Linked DNA regions of Homo sapiens: region 1 is linked to region 2. A link is a loop called in an ENCODE intact Hi-C map of the cell type or tissue named here. Cell type or tissue: ascending aorta. All regions are shown on one strand.

Region 1 (2,500 bases), 66 kb after region 2:
AAGTACTTAGCACGCTGCTTCCCTCATAAGCCTCTCGGAATGGCGGCTATTAGTACTCATCATTCAGAGCCTTTCTTTAGCCACTAACACTTCTTGAGGATTAGAATAAAGACTGAAACAACTTTTTCTTGATACCATCCCATTTCGGACAAGCAGCATTACAACCCTTATCTCCCCTTCCCTCTTTGATCTTCATTAGCAATACTCTAAGGCTTAGATCCAGAATACAGGCATTTGGTTGTCTTTCCATTACATAGTTTATTGTAAGAACAATTTTTGACATTTGCATTTGTTTGCTAATCAGACTTATAACAATAATTTAAACTGCTCTCTAGTTTTATGGAATCTGGTGCTTATGTTAGCTACTCTTGAGCTCTGTTTTAACTCTTGAGCATCTAAGACATGTCTTTAAAATGAATTTTAAAGAAAGGAGCATGTTTGTATACTTCCCTAAGCCCCTGCACATCTGAGAATGTCTTTCTGATTGGCTTCACAGACAAAAGGCAACTCAGCTGAGCATAAAATTGTTTGGGTTGCTACATAACCCCCAAATTTTGTAGAGGGTTCATAAACTTACTTGATAATCGAAGAACTTTTAATGCTTCAGATTCTCAGGCTCCACACGTAGGTTGGTGTTATGGGGCCTGGGAATAGAGCCAAATTTTTTTTTAATTCCCAGATGTTTTAATCTTCTGACAGGTTCTGTAAACACAGTCTCTTTGTTATACAGAACAAGTCTAAAGTCGACTTAATTTTTGTTACTTTTTTCTCTGTTTGGATGAAATGCTTGTCCCCCTCTTATCGTTGTTATTCTTTATTATTCCCAGGGTATGCTCAGATGTGGCCGTCTCTTTCTGAGTTTGTTCAGAATGTGGTTGAGTGAGGCCTTTGATATTCACGCACAGTCCCTCGTGAGCACGGGGTTTCCTTCCATCACAGTTTGGATGACGGATCACTGATTTCAATAATCACCAACGCCAAAAATCTGAATGTGGGTGGTCAGTTCCATCTTCCACATGTATAACCCTGTCTCTTGTTCTTCTTTTCTCATATTTTCCAGAATCTTTCTCGACTTGTTTCACCCTGACTCATATCACTGATTTGATTTTCCATGGCATTTGTGTTGTTTTCTGTGGCTGTTCTAACAAATTATCACAAACTTGGTGACTTAACACAACAGAAAGTCATTCCCTCAGTTCTGGAGGCCAGAAGTCTCAGGCTCACTGGGCTGAAATCAAGCTATCGGAATGGCCGCACTCCCTCTGGAGGCTCGAGAGGAGAGCCTATTTTTTTTTTGTCTCTGGTGGCTGCCTGCATTCCTTGTTTTTGGCCTCATCACTCCAGTCTGTCGCCATGGTCATGTCGCTTTCTCTCCTATCATCACATCTCCTTCTTCCTGTCTCTTACAAGGACACTTGTGATTGCAATTAGGGCCCACATAGATGACCCAGTATAACCCCCATACCCCTCAAGATCCTTAATTTAATCAAATCTGCAAAACTTTTTTTTTTTCCATGTGAGGTAACATTCACAAGTGCCAAGGATTAGGATATGGAAAACTTTTGGAGGCCATTATTCAGTTTACTATACATGAATACTTTTCTATACTCTTGCTAATTTGGATTTTAGTTCTGCTATTGGATCCTTAAAACCTTTCCTTATGGAATCCATCTCCTTGCTTTTCCCTTTCTGTTGCTTTTCCATGTCAAATATCCTTTCTTCACGTTTTACTGTTCCTGGCCCTGGGAGACCATGTCCTTTTGCTGTATACTGAGGATGCCACATATTTTCCCAAAACTATCTTCTGGAGTCTGCTGTAGATGGTTTTTCAAAATAGAAACTCCATCTCAGTCTACAGAAGCTCTTGCTTTTACCTTGTTCTGCAGGACTTTTCCACAGCCTTTTTTTAGTCTTTATGCATCCTTAAACAAGGAAACATTTGTCCAGCTATTATGAGTGGACTGACTGTCGGCCCGTTTTCTATCCACCTGTGTAAAGGATCGATCTCTCCTTCTCATACCCACCTTGGGAAGGCACAGAGAAAGAGCTCTGCTTCCAGTCAACTTGAAACCTTTCACTCCACTGAGATCCCACTGAACAGGGGTGATGATGAACAGTAAAAGTCAGGCTGGCTGCTGACCAAAGACTAGGAAACACTTCCATATACAAGCTTTTTTTCCCAACAGCAAATTGCCTATTTAATGCCACTTTTTAAAAAGCTGAAACATTTAACCTAATTTAAGATCTGAGGCTCCACAGGAAAGTCCATTAGAAAGTTAATGACTTGGCTTAACTGCAGGAGATAAAACTAAAGTAGACTAGGCAATTTTATTCCTGGAAAATTTGGAAGAAAAGGCAGGGGAACAGACTGAAATGTAGAAAGAACCAATGAAGAGGAGAAAGAGGATTCAGTTGAAAGTGTTTTCCAGATGTTGGTACCCTGCTAAGCCTTGATTATATTATTTTACTTACATCTGCAAGTTTCTCCTTGCAGACACAG
Region 2 (2,500 bases):
AGGAGTTTGAGACCAGCCTGGCCGACATAGTGAAACCCCATCTCTACTAAAGATGCAAAAATCAGCTGGGCATAGTGGTGGGCGCCTGTAATCCCAGTTACTTGGGAGGCTGAGGCAGGAGAATCGCTTGAACCCGGGAGACAGAGGTTGCAGTGAGCCAACATGGCTCCACTGCACTCCAGCCTCGGCTAGAGTGAGACTCTGTCAAAGAAGAAAAGAAAGAAGAGAAAGAGAAAGAGAAAAAGAGAGAGAAAGAGAGAGAGAGAGAAAGACAAGGAGGGAGGGAGGGAGAGACAGAGAGAGAGAAAGAAAAAGAGAGAAAAAGAAAGAAAAGAAAGAAAGAAAAGAAAAGAAAACAAAACAAAAGAAAAGAAAAGAAAAAAGAAAGAAAGAAAACAGTGGTTCTCGGCCCCGGTTCTAAGAGAAAACAGCTGGATGACTCTGAGTGTGGAATTTGAAGTTTGTCACTTCCCAGCTTCGTGACCTTGGGCAAGCCTTTTAGTCTATAAAAGGGAAAGAACAAGCCATTTCCTCCCAGGTTGGTGTCAGGATTAGAGGAGCCGCCAGAAGCGCCTGGCACGGGGCACTCACATGTAGCGTGGGCCCCCTTCCTGATCAGTTTCCTGATACAGCTTCACAGGTTTGTCAGGGAGAGACACACAGTGGAAGTTAAATATGTGTGCATAAGAACTACAAAGTGATTTCAGGGCCAAGGGGGAAAGGTTTTCTCCTAAAGCATTTTAGACATTTCTCCCACAGTCTGATTTACCCTAGAGGAAGTGGGATAGTTATGAAGTATTTTCCAAGCAAAGCGAGTAGAAATCCTGAAAGAACACTCGCCCCCCAGCTGGGCTCTGCGGGATTCCCCTGGGCTCTGCTTGACCCTTGTTGTCCCACAGCAGGAGGTGGCATTTCTGCCACACCTTGTGAAGGAGGCTTTAGGGAAAGCAGTTCATAAACGAAGTCATAAATGTATCCACGACACTTGGCAAATCTTTTTTTCCTGGCCACGGGTGTGCTTCCGTAATAACAACTGCAGGGAAAGGAATCTGAAGGGAAGCCACTCAGGCCACCACCAGAGGGCGCATGTGCATTGCAGATGGCGCCCTCCTCTAGGAGGAGTGAGGACAATGGGTGGGATGGAAGGAAGCCTCTCCTGCAGGGCCACCCACACCATGGAGAAATCAGTGCCAGCTTGAATAATAGTCATGGCACTGTGCTGACCACTTCCTCGATAGCACCGCACTTAACAGCCACGACCCATGGGGCAGGTGCTGTTACCATCTCCCTTCTGCAGGTACGAAACAGGCTCCCAGAGGTGGGAAGGTTTGTCCAAAGTCACCAGGCCAGGCCTCAAATCCAGGGCTCACCACAAAGGGCTAGGATGGAAGACCACACGGAAGTGGCTGCTGTCCACTGCGACACCAAGTGCATCAGCAGGCACTCAATAAATATGTGAGCAACAGACAAGCGGAACCACAAATGTCCCAGAATTAGGGTGCAGTTTGATTTGGAAAGGAACAAAGAGAAAGATGCTACATTCATTGAATATCAAAGAAAACAAAGTTCCCATATAATGAGGGAGGTTTTCGTTGGGATGCAGGCCTGCAAAGGTCTGGGCTGAAAAAGACAATTCTAAAGCCAGGAGAGACGCTGGTGTCAAGGGTCAATAGAGCCAGCTCTGTGTAGCTTCAGGAGTGACAACGGTTCCCTTTTTGAATGAGCACATCGGATTTCTTACAACTCATGTTCTTCCGATTGAATCCGCGTCGGTGATGACATCAAGGCAGTTGTTGCTTCTGAGAATCCACAGGTAGATGCGCAGGAGCCTGAGTTATCTTCCTAAAAAGCCACCCACCTGGGCTGGGCTCCTTTGTCGCTCCCTTGATTCCCAGCAGTGAGGGGAGAACGTTTTGGGCTGACTTCCTCAGAGAGTCTCTAGATTTATAAAACGCCAATGACAACTACAGGAACCAGTCCCCACTGAGGGACCATCTGCCAAGATGTCAAGAGTTACTACACACCCTGTTTCACTCTTGCTCAGTTCACAGAGGGAGACCCTGTCCCCAAGTCCTGGTGAGGTCTGAGGGAAGAAGGTTCCACTAGGGGACTGGCATATCCCCACTGACGTCAGCCTGCATGCACGTTCCAGACAAAGGCAGAAAGGCCCGGAGCTTGCTAACCACATCGGTTCTGTTTGCTCTGATAGAAGCTGTGGAATGAAGGCTTTGTCTTTGCTTTAGCTGAACCCCTCTGCTGACTTGTCTACCCTTGTTAGACCTGGGCAGGCTGAATTGCTTCCTGAACCCCTGGGTCTGGAGTGTCACCAGTTAATAATTAATTGGGTACTAGTTACAAGCAGGGGACACAGGCAGCATGAGTCATTGTCCCTACTTGGATGAGTCAAGGCCAAGCCAGGCTGTGGGTCAATAGTACCTTGGCAATTTGGAACATAACCTGCCCAAGGTTTTCTGCCAAAATCCTGACTACTCCCTGGATA

The links. Peaks named below come from ENCODE experiments on the same cell type or tissue, not always from the same donor. Only the 100,000 strongest peaks of a DNase experiment are listed, where the experiment ranks them.
Region 1: a loop joins it to region 2, with 4 times the contacts of the local background. A loop is called at or near these places in 6 of 110 quality-filtered maps.

The regions. Positions count from the first base shown.
Region 1 is chr7:36,223,847-36,226,346 of GRCh38, reverse strand. All of the region lies in intron 2 of EEPD1 (endonuclease/exonuclease/phosphatase family domain containing 1), which reads right to left. Among named protein-coding and RNA genes, the nearest start is that of EEPD1, 72 kb to the right of the region's middle. In ascending aorta, a CTCF peak has its summit at 1,236; no DNase peak of the experiment used is centred here; H3K4me3 peaks cover 830 bases; H3K27ac peaks cover 1,797 bases.
Region 2 is chr7:36,290,236-36,292,735 of GRCh38, reverse strand. The region is part of intron 6 of EEPD1 (endonuclease/exonuclease/phosphatase family domain containing 1); the gene reads right to left. Among named protein-coding and RNA genes, the nearest start is that of MATCAP2, 76 kb to the left of the region's middle. RefSeq lists a silencer at 402-696. In ascending aorta, a CTCF peak has its summit at 1,070 (motif pointing right); DNase peaks (open chromatin) are centred at 545, 1,065 and 2,415; H3K4me3 peaks cover 1,096 bases; H3K27ac peaks cover 2,500 bases.